2 separate regions of the Homo sapiens genome follow, and region 2 is linked to region 1. Evidence: read pairs that join two places in POLR2A ChIA-PET (ENCODE). Cell type or tissue: OCI-LY7. All regions are shown on one strand. Links, peaks and the distances in the headings refer to the core of each region. The heading gives the core; the rest is flanking DNA.

Region 1 (15,156 bases), core at 802-5,801:
TGGTCTCAATCTCCTGACCTCGTGATCCGCCCGCCTCGGCCTCCCAAAGTGCTGGGATTACAGGCGTGAGCCACCGCGCCCGGCCGTAAAATCCTGTTTCTACAAAAATACAAATATTAGCCAGGCATGGTGGCATGCATTTGTAGTCCCAGCTACTCAGGAGGCTGAGGTGGGAAGATTGCTCGAGCCTGCCGTGAGCCATGACCATGCCACTGCACTCCAGCCTGGGTGACAGGCTGAGACCCTGTGTCTAAAAAAAAATAAATAAAATAAATCAATTTTCTAGTAGCCTCTGTCTCCCAGGCTCAAGTGATTCTCCCACCTCAGCTTCCAAGTAGCTGGGACCACAGGTGCACATCACCACACCCAGCTAATTTTTTGTAGTTTTGATATAGATAGCATTTCGTCATGTTGCCCAAGCTAGTCTCAAACACCTGAGCTCAGGGGATCCACCTGCCTCAGCCTCCCCAAATGCTGAGATTACAGGTGTGAGCCATTGTGCCTGGTCTCTAGTAGCCACATTTTAAAAAGTAACAGTAAATAGATGAAATTAATTTTAATAACAAATTTTAACCCAATATTTCAACATATATCAATATAAAAAGTATGCATATTTCATTTTATTTTTGTACTAAGAATCTGAAATCCAGTGTATATTTCACACTCACAGCACATCTGAGTTTGAACTAGCCACATTTCAAGTGCTCAGTAGTCCTGGGTGCTAGCGGCTATCAGATTAGACAGTGTAGTTTTAGAGGATGCTTACAGCTAACTGGCCTATGTCCTGTACTGGAGGACATTCATTCTGAGAAAAATTCATAGAAATTTTCCTCTTTGGAAAAAAGGATTCTAAGTCAGACCGGTCACTGACAGAGTGAAACAGGGTTTTTAATTCTTTAGGACCTCAAGAGTCTTCTCTGTGCTAGTGTGAGATGTGATACAGACCAGAGAACATGTAACATCTCCCCAGCTTACTTGAGCTCAGAGCTCTGTTTTCATAAAGATTTCTGGGGAATGAGATGTGATAAAGACCAGAAGAGCGATATAGCATTTCCCCAACTTATCTGAGCTCAGGGTTCTGTTTTCATAAGGCCTTTCGGGGGATTAGTGTCCAGTGGAATGTTCTTTGGCAAATGTTGATACAGCCACATGCCTGACTCAGTAGATCCCAGGATCCCCACAGGAAGAATGTAGAGTTGAGGAAGTCTGCCTCAAGTGCCTCAGCACCTGAGACTCGATTACTGAATTGACTAAACTAATTATGGGAGGCCATATAGGGCAGGACTAGAATTAGTGAGCAAAAATTGCAGCATATTTCAGCTCAAACAAGGATTTTTTTTTATTGTGTGTGTATGTGTGCGCACACATGCGTGTTTTTAAAAATTTAAATCTAAGTTGCCAGATCTGTCTAAAAAATGCAATATGTGGCCTTGTGAGATGATGATTTCTCTGTCACTCATAATCAAGGAGTGATGAAGGCTAGAGTTCTTTGTGGGGTAGGGGGCTCCTAACCAGAGTCTCTAATTTTTTTTTCCAGAACTTAAAAAAGGTAAGAAAAAAAGCAACAATGGGCAGAGAACTTGAGCATCAGAGGAACTGATCAGACATGCTCTGGACCATTTATTAAGAGCACACTTTGGGATTCTGGAGCCTTCAGTGGAAGATTGGTTTATAGCCAAATCCCTTTTGAGGCTACAGATTCTTGGTTCAGTTCAGATGATTTTTTTTTTTTAGACAGTCTCACTCTGTTGCCCAGGCTGGAGTGCAGTGGCCACCATCTCAGCTCATTGCAACCTCTGCCACCCAGGTTGAGTGATTCTCCTGCCTCAGCCACTCTAGTAGCTAGGATTACAGGCATGTGCCACCATACCTGGCTAACTCTTTTGTATTTTTAGTAGACATGGGGTCTCACCATGTTGGCCAGGCTGGTCTCAAACTCCCATATCTGCCCACCTCAGCCTCCCAAAGTGTTGGATTACAGGCATGAGCCACTGCACCTGGCCTATATCACACTTTGATAAAAGGTTTTAAGGCTGGGTATGGGCTGGGATTACACCTGTAATCCCAGCACTTTGGGAGGCTGAGGTGAGCAGATCACAAGGTCAAGAGATTGAGACCATCCTGGCCAACATGGTGAAACCCTGTCTCTACTAAAAATACAAAAATTAGCCAGGCATGGTGGCACACGCCTGTAGTCCCAGCTACTCAGGAGACTGAGGCAGGAGAATCGCTTGAACCAGAGAGGCAGAGGTTGCAGTGAACCAAGATCGTGCCACTACACTCCAGCCTGGCAACAAAGCTAGACTCCTTCTCAAAAATAATAATAATAATAAAAAAAGGGTTAGCCATGCTACCGAGAGGCCCCTAACCACCCACAGACAGACAGACAGACTGCAGATGGAATCAGACCAATCATCTCAGAGCCTCCAGGTGCCCATCAGTAAGATGCCTGGAAGGACCTGGAAGCTGAGGCCTTTAAAGGTTGGGCTCAGTGTCTCTATGTCAAGCACGGGGCCTGGTACAATGTAGGTGTTCAAATAGTTGTCTCCTTCCTTCCTCATACCTGGATTTTAGGTGTGGCAGTTCCAGAAATGCCATGGCCTGCGTAAGAAGGGTCTGGAGTGCCTCATTTAAAGCTCACAAGGATCACAGAGGCTGGCACAGCTGGGCTGAGAACAGAAGGGGAAACGAAACCCTTTCATGGCTCACATATGCTCAAGCAACTACAAAGAAGCCACCTGTGGTCAGCTGAAGAGTGGATGGGGGAGAAAGAGGGAGCTTCAGAGAAGTGGGGGTGGTGGTGAGGAAGAAGGTTTTTAGGTGGTAGAAGTGGAGGAGGTCAAAGAAAACAGCAGTTAAGAATCATAGGCAATACACCATAGGGTGAGGGTAGGGGTGGGGAAGGTAGGTTTTGGGTGGTGGAGATGGGAAAGGTTAAAAAAAAACCACAGTGGTTAATAATAGGCAACACACCATCCATCGTGCGGAGGAAGAAACCCTGGACTTAGAATTATGTGATTTTGGCAAAACATGTAACCAAGCAGCTCTCTCATCTGTAAAAATGGGACAATAATAGTTCCTTTCTCTTGGGGTTATTGAGAGGTTGAAATCAGTTGATGCATGAAAAATGTACAAATCTTGCTGTTGCTGTTAATAATAACAGTATTGATAATACCGTAGGAAGAAGCTTCTGCTTCTGAAAGGAGACCAGGTGGACTGATTTGGGAACCAAAAACAACCAGAAATCTAGAGGGAAGGGGAGAAGGCAAGGAGAGATCTTGATCTAGGTGCACCAGAACTTATATGCAAAATGCTGTTTTTAAGTGCATAGGTATTAATATTTATTAGAGGAAGAGATACCATAGCCCACATCAGCTTCTCAAAGGAGTCTATCTCACACACACACACACACACACACACACACACACACAGACACACACACACAATAGTTTAAAAATGACTGATCTAGAGAAATTAAGAGCCAAGAGAAAGAAGCAGATGAGACAAGAGGCCCACAATCATCCATGGTTGGAATGAGCCATCTCCATGGACCTAAGACTTGGGATCAGGGGTGGCGGAAAGTATAAACAGAAGAGGCAAAAAAAAGAGTTTGTTGGAATGAAGACTTAAAGAACCAAGTCAGCTCACAGTGGGAATGGAATGGGGGTTAGTTCAGCTATCACATGGCCCAGAGCAGGCTCACAGAGGCTGTTGGCTGAAGGCTGGGTGAGTGGATGGATGGGCAGGGAGCCCGACCCAGCAGCTGAGGATTGGGGAAACTAGGGAGGCAGACTGCAGATCAGGAGGCAAGGCATAAGAGAGACCTTGACTCTAGAAGACTGGCAGGGATTGACTGGAGAAATGATTTCCGTTTGCCTGGTGTGATGGGAAAGAACTGTCAGCCAGTGTATACTTCTCCCCATCTAAAATACTTCTGATTCTGTGGGTGAGGATTTGCAAGAAGGCACTCTGCCAGGGGGAGGGACTTAACTGTTGGCTCTGTGGCTGTTTCAGGAACACTCTAGGGCAGAGGGGGGTGGGGTGGGCAGAGACTTTTCTTTTTGAAATTTGTGAGTTTGTACCCTGACTTGCCCATTTCATTCATGTATTCATGCAACAAATATTTCTTAAGCACCTATTATGTGCCCACCTTTCTGCCAGGTGTTGGAGATGCAACAATAAATAAAAGATAGAATAGTCCCTGAACTTAAAAATCTTACATCTAGCTGGGTGCCATGGCTCACGCCTGTAATCCCAGCACTTTGGGAGGCCAAGGCGGGCAGATCATGAGGTCAGGAGATCGAGACCATCCTGGCTAACACGCTGAAACCCCATCTCTACTAAAAAATAAAAAAAATATTAAAAAAATTAGCCAGGCGTGGTGGTGGGTGCCTGTGGTCCCAGCTACTCAGGAGGCTGAGGCAGGAGAATGGCATGAACCCAGGAGGCGGAGCTTGCAGTGAGCCGAGATCGCACCACTGCACTCCAGCCTGGGCGACAGAGCAAGACTCCATCTCAAAAATAAAATAAAATAAAATAAAATCTTACATCTAGTTGAGGAAATGGATAATGAGAGTGCAGTATGATAGGTGCTGAGACTGGGGCCATGCGCAAGTTGCTATAGGAACAGAGGAAAAGGGCACTCATACTTCCCCAAGCCTGTCTTCTTTTTATTTATTTATTTATTTATTTATTTATTTATCATTTGAGACAGAGTTTTGCTCTTTAGCCTAGGCTGGAGTGAATGGTGTGATCTGGGCTCACTGCAACCTCCACCTCCCAGGTTCAAGCCATTCTCCTGCCTCAGCCTCCCAAATAGCTGGGATTACAGGTGTGAACCACCACGTCCAGCTAATTTTTATATTTTTAATAGAGACGAGGTGTCGCCATGTTGGCCAGGCTGGTCTCAAACTCCTGATCTCAGGTGATCCACCCGCCTTGGCCTCCTAAAGTGCTAGGATTATAGGCGTGAGCTACCACACTCAGCCTTAAGCCTCAATCTTCTTATCTGCAAAGTGGGAATCATGGCCGGGTGCGGTGGCTCACACCTGTAATCCCAGCACTTTGGGAGGCCGAGGAGTGTGGATCACCTGAGGTCAGGAGTTCCAGAACAGCCTGGCCAACATGGAGAAATCCCATCTCTACTAAAAACACAAAAAAATTAGCTGGGCGTGTTGGCTCGCACCTGTGATCTCAGCTGCTCGGGAGGCTGGGGCAGGAGAATCACTTGAACCCAGGAAGCAGAGGTCACAGTGAGCCAAGATTGTGCCATTGCACTCCAGCCTGGGCAACAAGAACGAAACTCCATCTCAAAAAAAAAAAAATGGGAACCATGTTATTCACTATAAGGAGTTTTCTGGTACATTCCAGGCCTCTGCTTGACACATATTAGGAGCCCGTTGCAGCCCATAATTCATTTATTCAACAAATGTTAATTGAGTATCTTATGTGTGTCAGGCACTTCTGTGGATGGTAGAAATGTGGCACTAAATAAACTGAGAAAGCCGGGCACGGTGGCTCATGCCTGTAATCCTAGCACTTTGGGATATCAAAGCAGAACACCTTTAAGCTCAGGAGTTCGAGACCAATCTGGGCGACATAGGAAGACTCTGTGTCTACAAAATATAAACAATTAGCTGAGCATGTTGGTGCACACCTGTAGCCCCAGCTGCTCAGCAGGCTGAAGTGGGAAGATTGTTTGAGTCTAGGAGGTCAAGGCTGCAGTGAGTCATGGTTGTACTGCTGTACTCCAGCCTGGGTGACAAAATAATATTATTTTTGTCTCAAAAATAATAAATAAATAAATAAACTGATAAGAATTGCTGCTGTCATCAAGATTACATACTACACGGGGAAAACAATAAGTAAAATATTCCGTAGGCCAAATGGTGACAAGTGCATTGGAGACAAATAAAGCAGGGATGGAAAGAGGGAAGAACTGAGGGAAGGGGGTTGTAATTTTAAATAGAGTAGTCAGGGCCTGTCTTAGTTTAGCAAGGATCTGAAAGAAGAGAGGCACTAGGCCATGGAGATATCTGGAGGAAGGACGTTCGAGGTAGAAAGATCCACAAATGAAAGGGCTAATGCTGGAGAATGAGTGGTGTGTGATAGGCTTTTACAGAGCCCAGAGTGGCTGGAAAGAGGTGACCAAGGTGTACAGCACCAGCAGATGAGGTCAAGGGAGGCCTTGGAGGGGAGCAGGTGTGGCAGAGCCTTGGGGCCATTGTAAGTCTTTGACTTTACCCTGAATGAGATGGGAGCCACTGGAGAGTTTTGCGCAGAAGAGTGACAGGATCTTACGTTTTGTTTTGTTTTGTTTTGTTTTGTTTTGTTTTGTTTTGTTTTGTTTCAGGAAAGAGTCTCACTCTATTGACCAGGCTGGAGTGCAATGGTGCAATCTTGACTCACTGCAACCTCTGCCTCCTGAGTTTAAGCAATTCTCCTCCCTCAGCCTCCCAAGTAGCTGAGATTACAGACATGTGCCACCATGCCTGGCTAATTTTGTATTTTTAGTAGAGACGGGGTTTCACCATGTTGGTCAGGCTGGTCTCGAACTCCTGACCTCAGGTGATCCACCCGCCTCAGCCTCCCAAAGTGCTGGGATTACAGGCATGAGCCACCGCACCCGACCTTCTTCTTTCTTTCTTTCTTTTTTTTTTTTTTCTTGAGATGGAGTCTCACTCTGTGGCCCAGGCTGGAGTGCAGTGGTGCAATCTCTGCTCACTGCAGCCTCAGCCTCCTAGGTTTAAGCAATTCACCCTGCCTCAGCCTCCCAAATAGCTGGGACTACAGGCGCCCGCCACCACGCCTGGCTAAATTTTTTGTGTATTTAGTGGAGATGGGGTTTCACCATGTTGGCCAGGCTGGTCTCGAATTCCTGACCTCAGGTGACCTGCCCACCTCAGCCTCCCAAAGTGCTGGGATTACAGGTGTGAGCCACTGTGCCCAGCCCTTTTTCTTTTCTTTTCTTTTCTTTTCTTTTTTTTTAACTGACAAGGTCTCCTCTGTCACCCAGGCTGGAGTGCAGTGGTATGATCATAGCTCACTGCAGCCTCAAACTACTGGGCTTGAGATCCTTCTGCCTCAGCCTCCTGAATAACTGGGACTAGAAGCATGTGCCACCAGGCCCAGCTAAATTTTTAAAAATGTTCGTTGAAATAGTATCTCACTGTTGCCCAGGATGATCTTGAACTCCTGGCTCTAAGTCATCCTCCTACCTTGGCCTCTGAACGTGCTGAGATTACAGGCGTGAGCCACCATGCCTGGCCAGGATCTCAAGTCTTAAATAGGACCACTCTGTTTTAAAGGATCACTTGTTCTGACTATATACCATGAGATGACAAACATAGAGCAGAGGACACCAGTTAGGAGACTCCCACATTAAACCAGGTGGAGATGATGGCAATTTGGGCTAAAGTGAAAGCAAAGGGCATGGTGAGAAATGGTTAACATCAGGATATTTGAAGGTGAAGTCAACAGGATTTGTTGACAAATTGGATAAGGGGGAGTAGGCAGGCAAAACAGAGTCAAGGATGCGGGGCGTGGTGGCTCACGCCTGTAATCCCAGCACCTTGGGAGGCTGAGGTGGGCAGATCGACAGGTCAGGAGTTCGAGACAAGCCTGACCAATATGGTGAAACCCTGTCTCTACTAAAAATACAAAAATTAGCTGGGCATGGTGGTGTGCAACTGTAGTCCCAGCTACTCAGGAGGCTGAGACAGAAGAATTGCTTGAACCTGGGAGGCGGAGGTTGCAGTGAGCCGAGATGTTGCCACTGCGCTCCAGCCTGGGCAACAGAGTGAGACTCTGTCTCAAAAAAAAAAAAAAAATAGTCAAGGATGACCTGAGCCATTAACTATGATTGGGGAAGACCAAAGGAGGAACAGGCTTGAGAGGAAAGATAGAGGGTTGATTTGGGACACATTATGTTTAAGAAGCCTGTTGGAAGTCCAAATAGGAATATTAGGTAGGCAGCTGGATACATAAGTTTGACACCTGGGGGCAAGGCCCTGATTTTAGGTATGAACTTAGAACTTCTCAGTATATAGTTGGTATTTAAAGCCACAGGAGTGAATAAGATAGTGAATCAAGAGGACAAAGGAAAAAGGTCTGAGGATTGAGCCCAGGGGCTATCCAACATCCAGCAGTGGGGGCCTCACCTGCTTTTAATTTGGGGGTTCGAAGGCTAGGTTTGAACATTCTGTAAGGACTTGTGCAAATATTTTCCCTAAGTTCTGTCTCCCCCTTTGAACCCAAATGCTCACCATGAAGGGAAAAGTCCACAGAAGAAAAAAAAAAAGTTTTAAATAGATTGTTTAAATTATTAGGTTATGTTTTCCAAAAATAGAAGGAAAGCTAAGTTCTGGGTCAGTGGGAGAATTTAGAGTTTTTAGCATTATCTTTCTCCCATCAAACCCTTAAGGCTGGGCTCCCAAGGAAGAGTCTTCCTGGCTTTCCAGCCCTGAGGGCTCTCTCACAAGGTCCCAGAACTCTGTATTGTAATTGTCTATTTTCTCTACCTCCAGGTGGAAGCCATGTTGAGTTCATCACAGAACTACTAGCCGGGCCTGGCACCAAATAGGCATCAGGGAATGTCAGTGGAACTTGACTGCAGAATCTGATGAGGAACTTCCATCTTCCTGGGCTCTGAGTGTCTTTCTCTAGTTCCACCACCAGAGCTGGTGTCTGTTCTGCCAGGCCCCTTTCCAGGCACCCATAGCTGATCCTGGAAAGGTAGGGACAGACCCTGTAGGCCTGGACTCTGTCCTTTGGGAGGAGAATATCCTCAGGGGCCTGCATGAGCCATCCTGAAAAACTAGTTCTGTGAGTCAATCCTCAAGTGAGTTCCTGTGGGAAAGGTACCAGAATCTTAGAGGTGAGGTTGGAAGCAGCTTGTCACCTCTTAGAGGCAAAGAGGGGTGTCTCCTCCGAACGGACCTCACTCTTTATCTGACCCAGAGTTCCTGGCATATCAACTGTGCTAGTACTTTGTCAAGGGTGCTGGCATGAGCCAAAAGGCCCTGAACTGGAAATTGCAGACCCTCCTATTAGACATGAGTGTGTCATGTCCATCATAAACAAAGAAACAAAAACCCTCTCTTAACGCAGGCTACTTTAGTTGCTGCATTATATTCTGCCTACTGTTTGTAGCTAAATCTCTTGAATGACTTGTTCAAACTTGCTATCTCCACTTCCTCACCTTCTATTTCATTCTTAACTCAGGTCCATTCCTAAAATAAGGCTGTCCTTCCAGGCCCTCCCAAATGATGTCATCTAGTGTAATTAACTCCAGGTACTACCATGATACTAATAACCTGCAGTCCCTCTCCTGAGCTCCAAACTCACGTATTCAGCTGCCTATTAGACATCTTGACTCAGCTAACCCACAGACACTTCAAACTCAACATGTACAGAATGAACTCATCATCTTTCCTTAAAACAGATCCCAAGTGTTCCCTGTCTTTGTGAATGCACTGCCATCCTCATCCTTGACTCCCCCACTCCCTTTCCTTTGTATATATAATCAGTCACTAATACATCAACCCTATGTCATGAATATCCCCGAAACACATACACTTCTCTCCATCCTCATGGCTTTTTTGCTGATCAGGGCCATCATCATCATTTTTGCCTCAATGATGACAATAACCTCTTAACTGTATTCTAACAAGCTTTGTGTAGTGTTTTGTTCTGTTTTAGAGACACGGTCTCACTCTGTCACTCCGTAGAGTGCAGTGGCATGATTACAGCTCACTGTAACTTCAAACTCCTGGGCTCAGGTAATCCCCGCACTTCAGTCTCCTGCCTAGCTAGGGACTACATGTGCATACTCCCATGCCTGACTAATTTGAAAAACATTTTTGCGGGGAGAGATGAGGTCTTGCTATCTTGCCTTGTCTGGTCTTGAACTCCTGGGCTCAAGCAATCCTTCCACCTTGGTCTCCCAAAGCATTGAGATTACAGGTGTGAGCCACCATGCCCAGCCAAGCCTCAAGTCTTGAATACTTTAAATCCATTTTCTTTCTTTTTTTTTTTTTTTTGACAGCGTCTTGCTCTGTTGCCCAGGCTGGAGTGCAATGGTGCAATCTCAGCTCACTGCAACCTCTGCCTCCCAGGTTTAAGCAATTATAGGTGTGTGCCACCACACCCAGCTAATTTATGTGTGTGTGTGTGTGTGTGTGTGTGTGTGTGTGTGTGTATTTTTAGTAGAGACGGGATTTCGCCAAGTTGCCCAGGCTGGTTTCACACTCCTGAGCTCAGGCAATCTGCCCACCTCAGCCTCCCAAGGTGCTAGGATTACAGGCATGAGCCACCATGCCTGGCCTGTAGGTAATATTTTCTAAAACACATATTATGTTCCTCCATTGCTCATAGCAACTCTCAGTGACTTCCCAGTGCTATGAAGATAAACTGCAAATGCCTTAGAGACCCTGCATGAACTGGGCCTTGCTTACCTCTCCAGCTTCATCTCTCACTACTCCTCTTCACCCTCTACCCCTTAGCCATACTGAATTACCAGCAGTTCCCCACATAAACCCTGCTCTTTCCAGTTTCCAAATTTTTGCCCATCTGTTCTCTTGGCCTTGAGTGCTTGTCTCCCTCACTTGCCTTCTTTATTCTCCCCAACCTTTACCTGGCTGACTTCTGTTTCCATTTTGAGACCTAAGTTTAAGTGCCATTTCCACTGGAAATCCGTGCCTGACTCTGTAATTCTGGATGGCAGTTCTTCTAAAGGGCTCCTACCGCAAACACACTGTACTTTATCCTCGAGGCACTCATCACAGTAAGTGACAATTACTTGTTCCCTTCTCTGTCTCACCCACCAGACCTGAGCTCCTTGAGAGCAGGGGCCTTGTCTTTCTAGTTCACGGCTGAATTCCTAATACTAGCTTAGTACCTGGCTTATAGTTGATTGTGTGTGTGTGTGTGTGTGTGTGTGTGTGTGTGTGTGTGTGTGTGATGCAGGGAAGCCAAAGAAGGGTCAGGATGCAATGATAACCTGGGGAAGGAGGGACAATTACAAAGGAAAGTCTTGGGCAGATTCCATACAGGTAGTAGCCACCAATGGGATGTGGAGGACAGGATCAAGGGTTAACTCAAGAGGCTTCAAGGTTCTGAGCCTGAGTGACTGGGAGGAATAGAGCTATTCACTAAGCAGAGACCATAGAAGCGAAGGGCAGTTTCAGGAGAAAAGCTGAACCCAGGACCAAAGGGCTGTGGGGGTCATCAAGTGGACACATGAAATAGGCATATGGGTAAATATTTCTATGGTTCTAAAAAGGAGTCAAGGCTGGAGACATTCATTTAAGAAGCTACCTGGCCAGGCACGGTGGCTCACGCCTGTAATCTCAGCACTTTGGGAAGCCAAGGTGGGCAGATCATTTGAGGTCAGGAGTTTGAGACCAGCCTGGCCAACATGGTAAAATCTCGTCTCTACTAAAAATATAAAAATTAGCCAGGTGTGGTGGTGGGCACCTGTAATCCCAGCTACTCGGGAGGCTGAGGCAGGAGAATTACTTGAACCTGGGAGGTGAGGTTGCAGTGAGCTGAGATCACACCACTGCACTCCAGCCTGGGCAACAGAGTGAGACTCCGTCTCAAGATAAAAACAAGGCTACCAAGATGGGGGCATATAGAGAGAAGACAAGTGTGATGATATAATCTTGGGGATCCATTAAATTGTGCTGAAAGAAGAGAGGGAGAGAGAAATGGTATTTGGACAGGTAAGAAAAAAGCCAGGAGAATTAATGGTCATTGGATCCAAATGCAAAGGACCTCAAAGAATGTGCTCATCCACCTCATTGAGTGTTGCAGGAAGGTGGAGAAGAATAGGCTACTCTACTTGGAAACTAGGAAGTCCCTGATTAGAATAGAAGCCAGACCAACAGTGTTAAAGGAATGAAAAATAAAGCAGAAAAGGCAGCACATGTAGACTGTCCTTTCTGAATCTTTCAAACACAGGTGAGGGCAACAGTGACCTAAGGACAACTTGGGAAGCAGGTTAGGGGTTCTAAGACTGGGCTCCATACACACACTGCTTAAGTTCAAATCATAGCCCCAACACTCAATAGCTGTGTGACTTTGGGCAAGTTAACTTACTTAACTTTCCTAAGTCTCAGTTTCCTTGTCTAAAACGGTGGGACAAGTAGCCCCTGTTTCATATGGTTATTGCAATGATTATATGAAAATGTATGTGAAGCACTCAGCACAGGGCAGAGACGTGGTAAGCAACCAATTAACGTGAGACATGAATTTTAACAGGGTCAAGGAGGAAAACTGGGAGGAGGAGAAGTTGCCATGCAGGAGGGAGAGAAGATGCTCGGGTGAACTAGGCTTTGAGGAGGTGGAAGGGAGGGGACTGAGGACTTGGAGGGCTTGTGGAGAGGGAGGATGGGGAAGTAGGCCTTTTCAAAACCCAACTTTGGCTAAAGGATCACCTGCTGGTTACTGAATGAAGCAGCTACTTCTGTTCCATTTTCTTGGGGAGTCATGCTGAGGCATCTCTAGGAGCTTCTCTCACTCCTAGAATCTTCCAGTGTTTCCTGGAGCCTGGTCTCTGCCTCTATGCCTCCCACTGCCTGCTGGTTCTCTAGCTGGAGGCAGCTGGACTCAGGCAGCCGCAGGATGTCCCAGCAGCACACATTGGGAGAGGGGGATTCAGAGAGAGCTGCTTCACAACTTCTCTTTGGGCTATACCCTTGACACAGGCCAAATCCTTCTGTCCCCGTCACAGGTACAGATACTTTCTATCTTCAGGTATTCCAAATGATCTTCCATGATTAAGGTTGCTTCTGAAACACAATGGTCTCCCTGGACCTCCGAGCTAATCTGCCTATTTCCAGTGTCAGTTCCACCAAACTGTTCCCCCTCTGCTGCCTGTGATTGTTCTCATACCTGTTTAAAACCCTGTCATAATTCACCTTGCAGTATCTCCACCAGAACTGGGAGGGCCTCTCCCACCTGCCCAGCCTACATTGGTTATATCTTCACTTTTACCCTCTGCTCCATCCTGACCAAAGCTATGGCTCTGCATATATTGCCTCTCTTCTTGCAATATCTTTTCTTCTCTTCCACGGGCTAGCAACCCCTCATCTTTCAAGAATAGTGTCCAACTAGAAACCTTTCCTAATATTGCCCCCACCACCACTGGTGAGTTGGATGTGCTCCTTTACTCAAGAGTTCCCACAGCAACTGGTGGCTGGCCTCCTCTTCCCTATTATTCCTTATACCTTAGTGTTACAGCTGGAGAATACCTCTGTCTCATTATCAGACTAGGCACTCTTCCAAAATGAGGATTAGGTCTTATAAATAGCTGTATCTCTAGGGCTTAGTATAGGACCTACCAACCTCAAATAGGTAAGTAGTACCTATTTGCCTTCATTCCTCAGGGAATACTGGTTGAATGAATAAATGTCCTCATTTAGGATGTATTCTGGCAGGAAGACAATGGAGATGCAAGTGGACTACTTTTCTTGCCCCAAGCCACATGGCCAGGATCCTACATCTTTGTTGCTTGACTGCCTCTCATTTCATAATTCAAGAGTTGCCAGCTTTCTTATTGATACTGACCTTTTTTTTTTTTTTTTTTGAGATGGAGTTTCCCTCTCGTTGCCCAGGCTGGAGTGCAATGGCGCAATCTCGGCTCACTGCAACCTCCACCTCCCAGGTTCAAGCAATTCTCCTGCCTCAGCCTCCCTAGTAGCTGGGATTACAGGCGTGCAGCACCACGCCTGGCTAATTTTGTGGTTTTAGTAGAGAGGGGTTTCTCCATGTTGGTCAGGCTGGTCTCGAACTCCCGACCTCAGGTGATCCTCCCGCCTTGGCCTCCCAAAGTGCTGGGATTACAGGCGTGAGCCACTGCGCCCGGCCTGATTCTGACCTTTTTATTCCACACATCTCAACTGTTGCTGAGCTGTTTCATTCTAGGAGGCAAAGAGCTTTTCTGGTTGTTCCTGAGATCACCAGCCTGAATCTCCTTTCTTGAGCACCCAGCAGTTTCTTTTCCAAGGGTATCGGAATCTTGAAAGGGCAGCAGATTCTTAGGCATGGGCGGGGAGAGCTGCTAGAAGACATCACTGTCAAAGAATTGGCAAAGTCAAGAATGTGCCAGCATCCAAGGGTCAAAACGTCAGGTGGGACATCCTGTTCCACAGCATGATAGCCCCAGAGGGGGTGCCAAAAGGATGACAAAAGCCTTGTGAGTGCCCAGGAATCAAGTAGAGATTAGGACCAACCCATCAGAGTGCAATTAAGCAAAAGGGGGAATCAATTTAAAGGTGCCAGAACAGGAACCATGCAACCAGGCTTCAGGAGAAAGTAGGAACGAGGGTCCTGAACTTCATTCATCAGGGTCCTCTCTCTCTCTTTTTTAAGACAAGGTGACACTCTGTCACCCAGGCTGGAGTGCAGTGGCACGATCTTGGCTCATTGCTGCCTCAGCCTCTCAGGTGTTCCTCACCTCAGCCTCCCTAGTAGCTGAGACTGCAGGCACACACCACTATGCCCAGCTAATTTTTGTTTGTAGAGACAGCATTTTGCCATGTTGCATAGGCTGACTTCAAACTCCTAGGCTCAAATGATCCAGCCGCCTCAGGCTCCCAAAGTGTTAGGCTTACAGGTGTGAGCCATCTGGCGGGAGGGACTTCTATCTCTTATCTCTTCTCTTCCTCCACCCACTTTCTCCTATATCCTCCCCCACTTCCAGGTTTCTCTGGCCCTTCCAACAGCAAGTATCGCCAGGAGCAGCTCCCTAATCTACATACTACAGATCTATCCACAAGAAGACAGATGGAACCACTCTTTTCTTCTGAATTCTAGAACCTTAAGGAAGTTAACCTGAGTGGCTCAGCTTGGATCAAGTGCCCATCCTGGTCCAAACAACTGTAGCAGCACATCTGTGTATTTGTGTATCTTGTTCCTCCATAATCTTGCAGTCCGGGGAAAGTGTGCAGATGGATGGGTCCCTGAAAAGCAAGAGTTGTTTAGACAACGCTAGAGGTGTTCAGTTCTGGGAGACAAGAGTTGGGCCAGGTTGATAACTAGCCTAAGAGAGTCGGAATCAGATGAATAAGAACTAGATCTTGGGTGACAACCTAGATCAAGAGTCTTGAGGTTCAGTCATTTCAAAAAGCTCAAGTCTCATTGCTTCTTGGCCTT
Region 2 (15,156 bases), core at 4,780-9,779, 130 kb before region 1:
CCCAGGTTCACGCCATTCTCCTGCCTCAGCCACCCGAGTAGCTGGGACTACAGGTGCCCGCCACCATGCCCGGCTAATATTTTTTTTTTTGTTGTATTTTTTAGTGGAGACGGAGTTTCACCATGTTAGCCAGGATGGTCTCGATCCTGACCTCGTGATCCGCCCGCCTCGGCCTCCCAAAGTTGCTGGGATTACAGGCGTGAGCCACCGCGCCCGGCAATGCCCACATGCATTGTAGGGTGTTAAGCAGCCCCCCTTGGAACAAAAAATGTCTCCAGTCATTACCAAGTGTCTGACCCCTAGGGAGCAAAATTGCCTCCAATTGAGAACCACTGGTGTAAACCATGAAAGCTGTAGGCAAGTGTCTCCTACTGCCTCTGTTTCCCAGAGGAGGTCCTATGTGCCCATGCCCTCATGCATTCAATCAACAAACATTCTCTGAACCCTTTTTCTATGCCAGACTTGTGCCTATGTGCTGGGCCGTGAAGACGGCACTGCATAGAACAGTGATCCTGCTTGCAGGGATTTTACAGTTACTGAAGGAAACAATTTTGATACAATGAGATCTCTCAGCAGGGTAGGCAGGATAATGGCCCCCAAAGATGTCCATGTCCTCATGCCCAGAGCCTGTGAATATATTACTTTTTATAGCAAAAGGCACTCTACAGGCGTGATTAAATTAAGGAACTTGAGATGGGGGATTATCCTGGATTATCTGAGTTGGCCCAATGTAATCGCAAGGTCCTTGTAAGTGAGAGGGAGACAGGAGAATCAGAGTCAGAGAAGGAGATGTGATGGAATCAGCAGTTGTCCGAGTCAGAGAGATGAAGCTGCTATACTGCTGACTTTGAAGATGGAGGAGGGGCCATGAGCCAAGGAATGCAAGTGGCTCTAGAAGCAGGAAAAGACAAGGAAACAAATTTTCCCCTAGATCCTCCAGAAGGAAGGCATCCCTGCCAACACCTTGATTTTAGCCTAGTGAGGCACACTTCAAATATGTGACTCCAGAACTGTAGTCTGTGGTCATTTATTACAGCAACAATAGGAAACTAGTATTCACAGTCACACCATTAAGCACAGGGAACTGTAGGATCTCAGGGAAAGCAACAGGGCTGCCACGTATAATTATCCAGGTAGCACACTGCCAAAAATTTGCCAGCTGAGGAGATGAACGCGGCTGAAATTTGGCCCACACTCCACTTGCCAAGCCGTGAGCCCTTATGAGGACTGTGTTTCTGAGACAAGGAGCATCTTTTTCCGATGTACATACAGGCATTTTTCATTTGCTAAAAGATGTGTCCACCCAGGCTTGGGGAGGAGGTCTTTCCTAATTTGCACAAAGGAGCTACCCAGATAACTATGGCCCTGGCAAGAGACTCTGACTCTTCCTGGGATAGTCAGAGAGGCCTTCACAGAGGAAGTAACATCTGAGCTAGATCTTAAAGAACAAACATGGAGCCTGTAATCCCAGCACTTTGGGAGGCCGAGGCAGGCAGATCACTTGAGGTCAGGAGTTCAAGACCAGACTGGGCAACATGGTGAAATCCCGTCTCTACTAAAAATACAAAAATTAGCTGGGTTTGGTGGCAGGCACCAGCAATCCCAGCTACTCAGGAGGCTGAGGCAGGAGAATCACTTGAACCTGGGAGGTGGAAGTTGCAGTGAACCGAGATCTTGCCACTGCACTCCAGCCTGGGTGACAGAGCTAGGTGACAGAGTGAGACTCAGTCTCAAAAAAAAGAACAGACGTGGAAAGAAAGTAGAGCCATTCTACGAAAGAGAATAGCACAAAAGTCTGTAGGGGCCTGATTCACTTAGAGGAAGAAGAAGGAGCTCCACCTGGCTGGAGCATCAGGTACATGGAGGAGATGATTGGGAGATGCAGAGTTCAGCTTGGGATGTGCAGAGTCTGAGGGGACTGCGGAACACTCATGGAGTGATGTCTAGGAGGTGGCCAAATGCCCATGCCTGGAGCTCTGGCAACAGGGCTGAGCTGCTCCACACCACCCTCCTGATGCCATTCCAGGGAGCCCACCTTGGACCAGACTAAGGCCCCCATCCCACCAGCCCAGCCCCAGGGACTTCTCCCTGGCTCTCGGGGATGCCTGGCTGTTCAATGACTTGCTTTTAGGGTCTAGTAGTGTCTGTCCCTGCAGTGGCTCCACTTCCTAGCACTTAACTCTAAGACAGGTATTTATGGTGCCTTGACCTTCCCTAATATATTGCTACAAGGTAACGTGGGCCAGTCCTGCAGTTCTGGTCATCCCATGGCCCCTCCCTGGGCCTGAGCAAAGAACAAGAAAAAACCATCAAGCTGGTCACGAGGTTTGCGATACAAATGGCAGTGAGTTGTTTTCAGGAGGCAAATGGGCCCCCACAGACTAATGGCTTTCAGTGGCTCCCTCCCCCTCCCTCCCTGAGCTTCCCCCGCCCCGGTCCAGAGCTGGCCCAGCTGGGAAGCTGCAGTTGCTCCAGCCACCCCCACCCCCCAGCCCTTTTGCTGACAGTATAACCTTCAGGAACCTGAAATTCCTGAGTGGTCCCCAGAGCTCCATGCATCTTGAAAGAAAATTTGTGTAATGTCATTTCAGGCTGTCCCTAATCCAGAATTATTGAGGGGGGGCTGGGACCTGGGAATTGCCTCTGACACTTGACAAATACTCAGCTTTGTGTAAATGGACAGGCTCCTGAAATAACTGCCTTTGGATGTCATATGAAGAGAAATTAATTCTTTATTAACTTCCGCAATGATAATCTAATAAACCCATCAGGCCTCCAGGCCCCAACATTTAAAGAGCTTGGTAGTTTGGATGCAAATGTCTCCTGACCCCATTTTGTCGGGAATATGTTCATGGAGAGGAGGAATAATTGACTCTAGAGGTCAGATGTCAGCTCAGAGTCAAAACGAGTGACTTTCATGGCTCCACACAGACCTGAGACTCAGGAGGTTTGGCCTTTCCTGTGGCCACCAGCTGTTCTGGATTTTCTGCGATGGCCCTTAATTTCAGGTATTCTGTCCCTTTGTTCCCCAAAGAGCATTTGTTCTGGTCAGACAACAGTCTCTGGTTTTTATTCAGATTGTGAGGTCACCAGAGCCCTCACCCGCCAGTACCAAGGGGCCGTTCATATATTCTTTAACTCTTAGGTGCGGCCAGGTGCTGGAAGGAGGAATGCAAGGCTTCTGTCCCTGGGGCTTATGGTCCAGTGGGTCCGGGGGAGGGAGGAGCAAATAAAAGAATTAATTGAAGTTATAAATTGAGGGCACAGTGGCTCATGCCTGTAATCCCGGGAGCTTTGGGAAGCTGAGGCAGGAGAATCACTTGAGGCCAGGAGTTTGAGACCAGCCTGAGCAATAAAGCAAGACCCAATCTCTACAAAAAAAAAAAAAAAAAAAAATTAATTGGCCAGGAGTAGAGTAGCTGTAGTCCCAGTTAATTGGGAGGCCAAGGTGAGAGGATTTCTTGAGCCTAGGAGGTAGAGGCAGAGGCAGCACTGAGCTATGATCAAGCTACTGCACTCCAGCAGCCTGGGTGACATAGCATGACTCTTTATTCTCTCAATTAAAAAAAAAAAAAAAAAAACTAGGGGAAATGGTATGAGGGCAAAGGATATCTCCACTTCTCCTTAGAGCTGAGCCTGGATCTCAGTCACCACGTGAGTCCACAGTGTGAGCAGGCAGCCTGGCCAAAAGGGCTCTTGGGTCCCTCAGGCCAGGCCTTTCTGGTGAAGTCCAGGCTCCATATCCCTACCATCAGCACTGACAGAAACAGAAATCTGCACGTCCATCCTGGAGGCAGGAGAAGGTGACAGGAGGTGCAGGGGCCTGCCAGGGCAGAGAAACCAGAAACCCCCAGAATGCCAAGGGCAGAAGACCCCAGCCTGATCTGGTGTCTGACTAGTCCCTGTTTGCACACCTCCCACAATGGTGCACTCATTACTGCTCAAGGAGGCCCCCTGGGAAATGAGTGACTGCACAAGTTCTTCTTGAACAGACCAATGTGTGTGTGTGTGTGTATATATATCTTATATGTAAATATACATATATGTAATTAGCACATAATAAAGCTATATCACAAACTAGTGAATAAATGAAGAATTATTCAATCTGTGATACTAGAACCAATGGTTTAACCATACGGAATCCCACAGAGATTTAGAAACTCAGTAAAAATGTAGCAAAAAAACTAGAAAAAGAAAATGTATATGAATGACATTTGAGAGTAGAAAAAGGATTCTCTAAGCATTAAAACACTCGAAGAACTCACGAAAGAAAAGATAATGAATGTGACTACATAAAAATTTAAAATTTCTCTCTTATAAACTTGAGCATGATAATCAATACCACTTCTTAAAAGGGGCAAAGGTCAAAGCAGATAATTCACAAAAGAAGAAATACAAACAGCCAATATACATGTGAAAAAAATGTTCAATCATGCATATAATCACAGAAATGCAAGTCAAAACAGCAATAAGATGCCATCATTCACCTATCAAATTGATTTTTTCTTAATTGCAATGATATTCAGTGCTGGGGATGACAAGATGTGCACTCCCTCACATTGCTGGAAGAGGCGCAAATTGTTACAACCCTCCTGGAAATCAGCTTTCTAACATGTATCAAGGACTGTAAAATTCTTTCTACTAGACTCTTTAATATACAAAGAGCATGGTTTCAAAAGGAGGGAGAAATGGTATAGATTAAGAGAGACTTGCAAGTTGCATCAACCAAATGAAAAACGTGGACTTTCATTTGGATGCTGATCCAAACAAGCTGGCTCTAAAGAGACATTTTTTGAGATAATTGGAGAAAATTGAACATGGCCTGACATTAGATAATATTCAGGAATTATTGTTCATTTGTGTAGGTATGTTAATAACATTCTGGTTATGTTTTTAATAAGTTATTTTACCTATGGAGAAGTAAAACAACTTTTGCAGGAGAAATGATACAACATCTGGGACTTGTTTTAAAATATTCCAACAAACTGGGGAGGAGATGGATAAAACATGATTGTCAGAATGTTAGTAATTGTTGAAGCTGGGTGATCCATGATGGGGTAGGAGGGCCCATTATACTATTCTCTCCTATGTATAGCCAGAGCTTTCCTGTAATAAAAGATATTTTGAATATGTCAGTTGAGCCAGCCATCCTTCTTTGAGATTCTATCCTCAAGAAATTATCAAAGATCTGCACATAATTTGCAATTTTAAAAATATGGAACCAGCCTAAATGCCCATCAATTCATGAGTGGATAAAGAAATGTGGTGTATACCATGGAATACTATGCAGCCATAAAAAAGGATGAATTCATGTCCTTTGTAGGGACATGGATGAAGCTGGAAACCATCATTCTCAGCAAACTATCACAAGGACAGAAAACCAAAAAACGCATGTTCTCACTCATAGGTGGGAATTGAACAATGAGAACACCTGGACACAGGAAGAGGAACATCACACACCAGAGCCTGTTGTGGGGTAGTGGGAGCAGGGAGGGATAGCACTAGGAGATATACCTAATGTAAATGACAAGTTAATGGGTGCAGCACACCAACATGGCACATGTATACATATGTAACAAGCATGCACATTGTGCACATGTACCCTAGAATTTAAAGTATAATAATAAAAAAAAAGAAAAAAAGAGATGTGGTGTATATGTGTGTGTGTATACACACACACACACACACACACACACACACACACCATGGAATGCTACTCAGCCATAAAATGGCGTGAAATAATGGCATTTGCAGCAACCTGGATGGAATTGTAGACTATTATTCTAAGTGAAGTAACTCAGGAATGGAAACCCAAACATCACATGTTCTCACTCATAAGTGGGAGCTAAGCTATGAGGATGAAAAGGCATAAGAATGAAACTTTGGGGACTTGGGGGAAAGGGTCAGGGGAGGTAAGCAATAAAAGACTACACATTGGGTACAATGTACACTGCTCAGGTGATGGGTGCACCAAAATCTCAGAAATCACCACTAAAGAACTTATTCATGTAACCAAACACCACGAGTTCCCCCCAAACCTACTGAAATTTAAAAAAAATAAAATAAAATGTTAATTTCACAATAAAATGTGAAAAAATATGCAGAAATTTTTTAAAAATGTGCACAAAGATTTATGTACATAGATACAAATGAGAAAACTGGTCATGAAAGCAAAAAAAAAACAAAAAGAATCAGTTATAAGCAAAATATCCCATAACAAGTTATGGTACAGACAAAGAGCTGAATATTAAGCCACCATGATAAAAAGATATTTTTAAAATATCAGAAAATGCTCATGTGTTAAGTGGGGAGGAAAAAAGCAAGATACAAAATTGTATATTCACTATGATCCCAATTACCTTTAAAATGAATATAGTTGTGCATTTTTTAAAAGGCCAAAATGTTAACTGTGGTCATCTTTGGGAGGTATAATTACAAATGATTTTTATTTGCTTCTTTAAACTTTTCTCTATGCAATAAGGTGGAAAAAATGTAATTATCTTAAGACATGGTGCCAACATTCCTCTTAGGAAAGAAACTAAGTTGGAGAAACGCTTTGATGAGCACATGGGCTAGAAGCTGAATCCCTGAGGCCTGGACCATGGGGAAAACTGATGCCAGGCCAAGCTTTGTCTCAGGGTAATATTGGCAGGGGGGACCCTAGGAAGAGGGGAAAGCTTGGAGAACATAAACCACCAGGAAATGCACAGAATTCCTGGCAAGTACACTGAATACCCTCCCCTTACAGAACGGAGCAGTCTAGCTCATTTCACCTGGAACTCTGAAAGGTAATGTCTCTCTCTCTACACCTTAGCTGACATCTCAGTAACCTGGATGTTCCAAGTTCTCTACAATAAGCAGGCATTGCTTCTACAATCAGAAGAAAGCAGTGTTTTATTTTTCTTTTTGAAGGAAAACAAAGTTTTCTTTTTCCCAAGCTGGAACTTGCCTTTCTGGAGCCACCCCCTATTGTTATTACCTGGAACTATCCAGACCAAGTCAGCGCTGTCTCTCACCTGCAGCCTCAGTAGTTTGAAGACAACATTCGCTTCTTCTGTCTACTCTAGTTCCTCTGATCATGTGTTGCTAATATTGCTGTGGTTCTGAATCTCCTCCCGAGGTTAAGTTATCTTCTCTAGGTGAGCTCTAGGAAACCTGGATCCTGTTTAAATTCTAGTACATACACCTGAATACAAGACATCTGACCAGTTCAAGGTAAAAAGTAACTATCACCTCCCTCAAACTAGGCTCTATACTTCTAATGATACATCCTATAGCTATATTACATTATTACTGACTCATATTATGTCAATTATTAAGCTACTGTCTACCAGCTTCAAACCTACCCTTCCAAGCTCTGCTTTCTGATGCTAGAACTGAGACTCTGTAAACCACATTTTTTCTTGGCCAGAAGGCTTCATGTCAGGCTTAGCCAACAGGGGCACTAGAGGGAGACTGGAAGGCTGAAAGAGGAAGAGGCATGCTCCTTCATGCTTCCTCTCTGTTCATGGTTTAGCTCCTGTTCCAGGTAGCTTTGTCTCAACGTGCTACTTTACCCTGGCAGCAGCATTTAGTTCCAGCAACTGAAACTGACTTCAGTTTTCAGTTTTTCAACCCTTGCAGAACCAGTCTCATCACGTCCCCCAAAAGACACCAGCACTTGCCAGCTGGCATTTCCTCCTCAGAGGTCTGAGTCCCAGCTCCTTGAGGCTCTTCCTCCCAGTTTCTAACTTTTAATAATACCAACCTCTTCCCTTTGTTCCCTCAGCCCTCAATGGCTGCTTCCTGCAGTTGCTCTCTCATAATATCTCAATGTGCAAACGTTTTGCCTTTTCAGCTTTCTGATGACAAATGGTCTTTACACAAAATTCTTCCTGTTAAGATACCTGGTGTGGTTTCTGTCTCCTGATTGGACCCTGACTGATACACTGCTGCTGAGTCTCATCTTCCCCCACTGTATACCTAGTGGGTGATTTTCTAGATGCAACTGTTAGATTTCCTCCTGGTAGGTTTTAACATAGCTTCAGCCTGTCAAGAGATGGTCAGATCCTAATCCTGTCTTCCAACGTGTTTACTATCCCTTCCAGTATCATGTCATCTACCAGTGTGATTAACCTATGCTAGAGCCCTGATCCACATCACTAATTAAAACACCACCTAGGGTGTTTTAATTACAGGCATGGTGGCTCATGCCTGTAATCTCAGCACTTTGGGAGACTGAGGCAAGTGGATCACTAGAGGTCAGGAGTTCGAGACCAACCTGGCCAACATGGTGAAACCCCATCTCACAAAAATTAGCGGGGCCTGGTGGTGGGTGCCTGTAATCCCAGCTATTCTGGAGGCTGAGGCAGAAGAATCACTTGAACTCAGGAGGTAGAGTTGCAGTGATCCAAGATTGAGCCACTGCACTCCAGCCTGGGCAACAGAGCAAGACTCTGTCTCAAAAAAAAATAAAAAATAAAATAACACCCAGGACAGAGGCCTCCGTAAACTGAAGAACTCCCTCACTTTCCCCCAAAGCACCCCCCAAGAGGCTTTCCTCATACCTGGATACTAGTGAATCACATCAGAGCTGAGAGTTCTAGAAAGCCTTGTGTGTGTGAATCTTCCTGACACTGCAATGACAGTGAGTAGGGCCTGGCTGGTGTCAGCTGTCATGGCCTAGGCTCCCTCTGGAGAGGATGGATCTCTACAGTGAGAACCTGGTGCATCACCTGGAGAGCCACACCCTAGATCTGGAACAACTAGGCCCCCTTCTCTTGGAATTCACTGACCCAGGTCCAGCGTTCATGCTCCTCACTAATTTCACAGCAAAGCAGCAGTGCAAATAATAGCAAAAGTCTGTTTTGTAAATTGCATCAATTATATAATTTTCCCAGGAATGATTTTTACATATAATTAGCTCAAATTGTCTTACAAAAACTAAAAGGAAGTTGCATCCAAAAATAGCACATGGGTTTTGGTTTACCTTAATTAGAAATGCTTCCTTTAAAATGGAAATAAGCAATCTTGCAAATCAAAGAGGCTCCAAGGTCAGGTTTGGGGACCCCAGAATCTCTTGGGGAATCCAGGTGGTTCTTGGAGGATAGATCTTCTTGGAAAGAGGTTTTTTATTTAGTCAAGAGACGGTCACTCCAGGTGGTCTCACCTCTGGTGTTGGGGAGCAAGACTCTCAGAAAGAAAAGAGACATAAATCATTAGCACACACGCCCTTTCTTCCAAGCACTATGCTTGGTCTAGACCCCTCCACGTGGCTTATATGGTCCTCACAAAGACCCTGCATGCCTTAAAACTGAGGCAGCTGAGTTTTCTGGGGTTGCCATGTTTGCCTAACACTACAAAGGCAGGAAGTGTCAAGGCCTAGAGCGCAACCCAGCTTTCCCCCATCCTTCCTCTCTAAACTGCCGTGATAACCACAGAATATCAGTGGCTTTGCAAAATGACATTTATTTCTCCCTCAACAAAAGACTCCCAAGGGTATAGCTGACTGAGCAGCTCTCCAGGAAGTTATCCCCAAGCAAGGACTCCAGGATCCTGGCCCCAAGTCCCTCTTTTTTTCTTTTCTTTTTTTTTTTTTTTTTTTTTTGTGCGTGTGTATGTGAGACAGGGAGGGTCTGGCTCTGTTGCCCAGGCTGGAGTGCAGTGGCATGGAGTTTACTGCAACCTCTGCCTCCTGGGCTCAAGCAGTCCTCCCACCTCAGCCTCCCAAGTAGCTGGGACTACAGGCACATGCCACCAAGCCCTGCTAATTTTTGCATTTTTGTAGAGATGGGGTTTCGCCATGTTGTCCAGGCTGGTCTTGAACTCCTGGGCTTAAGACATCCTCCTGCCTCAGCCTCCCACAATGCTGGGATTACAGGCGTGAGCCACCATGCCCAGCCTCCAAGTCCCCTTTATGTCAAGGCTGTGTTCTCTGAGTCCCATCCACTCAGCCAATTAGACAGGAAAGGAGACAAAGTGTGGAAAGGGCACATTCCCTCTTAACTACCTCTGCTCAGAGGCAGCACCAATCTCTTCTCCTTACATTCCATCAGCAAGAACTAGTCAGACAGAAGGGGCACTTGAAACAAAGCTAGACAACATTCCCAGAGGCCCCTGAATCTGAGTAGGTCCATATGACTAGTTTTTGCTAGTGGAATATAAGCAGAAGAGATGGTCACTGGTGAGCCTCAGACATCTCTGCTCTGAAGCCCACCATAATAACCAGGTCTTACCAGTTCCTTCCCCCAAGACTGCAGCCTGCTTCCCTTCCCTTCAGTTCCCGGCTGGATTCCTGGCCCAGAGCCAAAGATAACTCATCCCTGTGACGGCATGTCATCTCTGTCTGTGACAAGACCTCATTCACCCTTGGACAAAGATGGCTTCTGGCTTGGCCCAGACCAGGCCTGCCACCAACCACCCTTGGGCATTTGGTGGGGCCAGGTTCCTGGTCCTCACCCACTACCTCTCCACTCCTCTGCCCTGCTTCCATCCCACCACTGAGTTCTGTATCTCTTTACTAGGGCTACTGTAAAAAAGTACCACCAATTGAGTGGCTAAGAAACAGAAACTTACTGTCTCACAGTTCTGGAGGCTAGAAGTTTGTGAACCAGGTGCTGGCAGGGTTGACACCTGGAGTGCAGTGAGGGGGAATCTATTCTGTGCCTCTCCCCTGGCTTCTGGTGGTTTGCTGGCAATTTTTGGCATTCCTTGGCTTGTAGATGCATCACTCTGATCTCTGACTTCAACGTCACATGGTGTTCTCCCTGTGTCTTTGTCTCTGTGTCCAAATTTTCCCTTTTATAAAGACACCAGCCATACTGGACTAGGCCACCCTAATGACTAATGATAATAATTTTAACTTGATTATCTGCAAAATCTTTATTTCCAAATAAGGTCACATTCACAGGTACTCTGGGGCAGGACTTCAATATCTTTCAAGGGGTATAATTCAACCCATAACAAGACCCCGGAACATAGTAGGGTCTTGTCTGAAGATGCCTTGACAGTCCTGGGCAACCTTACCTACCTAATAACCAGACAGGAGGAAAAAGTGTTCCTCGGACAGAAACACTCCCAATCTCCTATCCCCAGGCTTGGAATGTGAGTGGTATGGACAGCAGGCACATGAGAAAAGGAATGCAATAGCCCCTCAGAGCCCTGCAACATCATTAGCCTCATGATGATTAATAAGTATTAATAAGTTATTAATAAAGATTAATCAGGACCTTTCCCAAGAGCTACAGAGGAGGCTGGCTAATAGCACAAAACAAATAAATGAAAACAACTAGGAGAAAACCTGAGTTTTCACCAGCCTGAGAACCAAGTGGCTACTTCTCACCTCCTGGAGCATGTGAGCCCCAAAGCAGACTGAGATATAAATCCTGCTTTGCCACTTTTTGGCTGAAACATTTTGGGCAGGCTCATCTCCTCCCCCAGGGTTGGGTGAACATCATATAAGAGGTGTTGCACCACATGAGTGCTCTGTAAGCATTGGTCAAGTCTTGGAGGCAAGGCCTGAAGCTGGAGCCTTGCTTGCTACAGCCGATCCCTGAGCCACGGCCACCCCAGGCCCAGCTCAGCCTGAACAGCTAAGCAGAGGAAGCAAGCCCCAGATGGGGAGGGCAGCCTCAGAGGTCTCCATCCCTTAGAGAATCTGATGGTGGTGACAGACCCAAATGGTCAGCAACAGCAGTGACAATGATGGCTCAACCCACTCTCCAAGAGATCCCTATGTGCCAGGCACCACAGGAGGCAACTGCTGTTATCACCCTCACTTTACAGAGGAGGAAATTGAGGCTCAGAGAGGTTACAAGGCTTCTCTTAGATCACACAGATGGGGAATGATAGAGTCTTAGGATATGACTTGACACAGAGGCTGGACAAGACTTCTTTCTGCTCACCCATGCCTGCCAAGGCCTGAGCCAGTAACACCTATAATGGACACAACATGGCGATGGAGTTGATAACACACACACATGCACACCTGGATTTCAGAACATCTTTAGGGACTAGGACCACATCCCTGCTGTATCCTGTTTCACTTTTCTCCTGATGCTCCTAGAACCTCCCCTTTTGAGGTTCTCAGCAAGTTTATATTTGGGAATAATTGTAACATAATTTGATAGATAATTAGAGCAGAATTAAGTTAAAAAATGAGTGTTTTTAACTACTCATACATCCCCATGTCATTTAAATAATTCCTAATATATCCAAGCCACTTGCTTCGTGCAGCACTGATGTGTATTGAACTGAGGATAATGAAATACGGGATGGAAGAGGGAAAATGCTATTTCAGAGTCTGAAGATCACCAATTAATGACATGAAAAACCAAGAGGGACTCTGTTCACTTAATGTCCCCTGTGTAGGACACAAATGCAGGACCCCCTAGCAGGCTCCCTGTTCAGTGCCTCCAAGGCAATCATGACAGGCCAGAGGGACCAGGTGGAAGGGAAACGGCAGGGGCAGCTCCGAGAGACCGAGCTGCCTCTGTGCTCCCCCGACCCCCCAGCAGGACCAGCCATTCTTGACATCCCATCCCTCTGCAGTTCTGACACAGCTCTTCCCATAATGCCTCTACTCATTATCCAACACACCTACTGTTTTATGCTAACACTGAGATCTTGTAACAAACTCAGAAGCCTTGTCCTACTAAAATAATGCATCCACTCAACCCCTCTATTCATCACGGTGCTGGAGCCCTGAAGGATCTGGTCTCCATCTGCACTTCCATCTAAGGCCATTTGCCACTCACTCACTCTCACCTCACAAGCTGTCTTTTAGTTCTTCAAAGACTGGAAGCTCTAGGGCCTTTGCATGTGCTGTCACCTTCCAACCCCCTCCCCTATATAGACACACACACACATACACACAACATCCTCCTCTTGTTTTCCCACTTTGGCACCACAGCCCAAGTGCTGGGTATGAACTTGGTATCCAGAAAATTCTTTGCCCTGAAGTTCTCCAACAGCACAGTCCCCAAGAAAGACAGTTCAAGTTTGGATTTTCTCCCAAATGACCTCTGAAGAGGGGATTTAACTCATAGGATCTGAATTGGCTTCCTCTCCCTGGAGAGAGCCTGGCTCAGGGACAACTGGAGCACACCACAGCCCAGGATGGTAAACCAGGCAAGTGGTTCCTGCCCAGGAACACTACTGTAAGCCCTGTGCTGCCTCATCTGCCATCGTCCAGGTGCCTGCCCATGGCTAGGGTGTAGCACCTTCTTGCAAAGCATCCCACACTGCTCCCCCTCCTCCCCAGCTCTCTGAACCCTGCTGAGGTTTGGAGTCCCAACACGATTGTCCTCACTGACCTTCCCCTCTGGTCCTTATTGGCCTAGGAGTTCTGGCAAGGACCTCGGGGTTCAGTAACCACATTCCTGTACAAGCATCAGAGCCCGGCTCACACTCAAAACACTGCACACCTTGAGGACAGGCTGGCTCCTCCATTGCTGGCCCCTCTGTGCACCAGAGAGACCAAGGACTTGGAGACAGGCCCTGTCTCAAATGTTGGGTCCTAAAGACCAATGAGCACATCAGACCTCATTGTCCTGATTCTTGGTTCAGAAAATCTCACCACACTGGTGTTCTCTCCAGGTTTCCAGGCAGCAAAGTGGAGAGGCTGGGAGCTCAGACTTCCAAACCAGACTTCAGATCCAGGCTCTCCCACTTACTAACTTTGTGTCCTCCGGTACATAACTTTACTCTTTGTGCCTGTTTCCTCACTGGTAAGTGGAGGTACATGGTAGTGCCTGTGTCCAAGAGTTATTGTGAGATTAAATGAATTCACATTAGGGTCATCAACTGTTCTGTTTTGCCCGGCACTGTCCCAGATTTAGCACAAAAAGTCCTGAATCCCAGGAAACTCCTCAGTTCCCAGGATAGCCACCTGAGATAGAGAGAGAGAGTAAGAGAGAGAGAGAGAGAGAGAAGATACAGTGCCCGACACATGGTAAATACTAAATAATTTTCTTTTTAGTTTGAGCTAAATGTCAATATACCACTTAACAAAATGTGCCCCTCCCTTGCCCCACATCCCAGCAGCCTCACAAGATTGATTTGGGGACTAACCCAGTGCCTGAAGCTGGCTTTTCCAGGTCCCTGTGTGAGGCAGACCCCTTCCCACTGGCCCAGGATGCCTGGAGGGGTCCCCATGCCCAGGAACATCCTGGCCCATGGCTCCCCTCCCCTGGTACCAGAGTCTTTCTGCTCCAAACAGATGGGCCCCTGCGGGGACGCCTCCGCACCCTCGGAAGGGCCGCTGTTTGGCCAGGCCCCAGCCCCTTTCACACTCAGGTAAAACTTTAACCACAGGCCTTTGGCGGCATTGCCGGGCCCTGCGCTCCCATTCAGGGCATGATAAATGACTGCTGTCACCGTGACATGAATGCTCATATTGAAAAGCCCTGCTTTCTGTCTTCCTCCCTTTCAGGCCGCCAACTTCTCCTCTCTTAAGTCGCCGGGCGTCACTCACATGTCACCCTGTCCTGAATGCCTCCCAATCTGGCACCCCTGCTCCCTCTGCCCCTCGATTCCCACCTGCCCCACCCCTGCCCCTTCCTCTCTGGTCTCCTGCCCCCCCCCCGCCTCCATTCTCTCATTGCTCCTCCCCATCCTGCAGAGCCCCCACCCCACCATTTCCTCCTCCTTCAGTCCTGATTTGCCCATCCCCATCTCCGGACAGGGGAAGCTCACACTCTTTTCCCCATCACTGTCCCCACAGCCGATAACCACACACAAGCCCTCCACCACCGTGTCTCACCATCACTCTCCATGCTAGAGTTGCCTTGGCACTGGCACCGCTGATGCCAACCTACAGGGAAGGAAAGTGACACCCAAGGGGACCCCTAAAAGTAAGTAAGAGAGCAGATTCACAGTGCCCTAATACAGTGTCAAGACAGTGTGCTATTGTGTCTGTGTGAATCCGTGTTGTATTTCTCTGGGAATAGGAAACAAAGATTCCATCAGATCCCCCAAAATGGACCAAGAATCACTTCTCAGAGGCTCTGCTCATCCCATAAAGGCTTGATGAACACCTATTGGCACTGGAAACACCAAATTAACTCCACATCGTGGGGATCAAAGCCATGCTGTTGGGACAGGGGACACCACAACTCTGATGCCTCAGCCCAAGGGGTTTCTTTTCTTCACCAATGAGTTCAGCTGCCGTAAGAAGAT

The links. Peaks named below come from ENCODE experiments on the same cell type or tissue, not always from the same donor. Only the 100,000 strongest peaks of a DNase experiment are listed, where the experiment ranks them.
Region 2: POLR2A ChIA-PET joins it to region 1 with 8 read pairs; 1 of 35 experiments calls an interaction of 5 or more read pairs at or near these places.

What each region holds. Positions count from the first base shown.
Region 1 is chr20:41,009,065-41,024,220 of GRCh38, forward strand. LOC100128988 (a long non-coding RNA gene) reads left to right here. Exons shown (of 3, transcript NR_145525.1): 3 at 14,705-15,156. It also overlaps the pseudogene RNU2-52P. Among named protein-coding and RNA genes, the nearest start is that of TOP1, 12 kb to the right of the region's middle. RefSeq lists enhancers at 2,478-2,637, 2,778-2,827. In OCI-LY7, for the core only: no CTCF peak of the experiment used is centred there; DNase peaks (open chromatin) are centred at 2,717, 3,682, 3,967 and 5,667; H3K4me3 peaks cover 2,109 bases; H3K27ac peaks cover 5,000 bases.
Region 2 is chr20:40,873,014-40,888,169 of GRCh38, forward strand. No RefSeq gene overlaps it. Among named protein-coding and RNA genes, the nearest start is that of TOP1, 150 kb to the right of the region's middle. RefSeq lists a silencer at 424-627. In OCI-LY7, for the core only: CTCF peaks have their summits at 7,409 and 7,618; DNase peaks (open chromatin) are centred at 7,458, 7,908 and 9,358.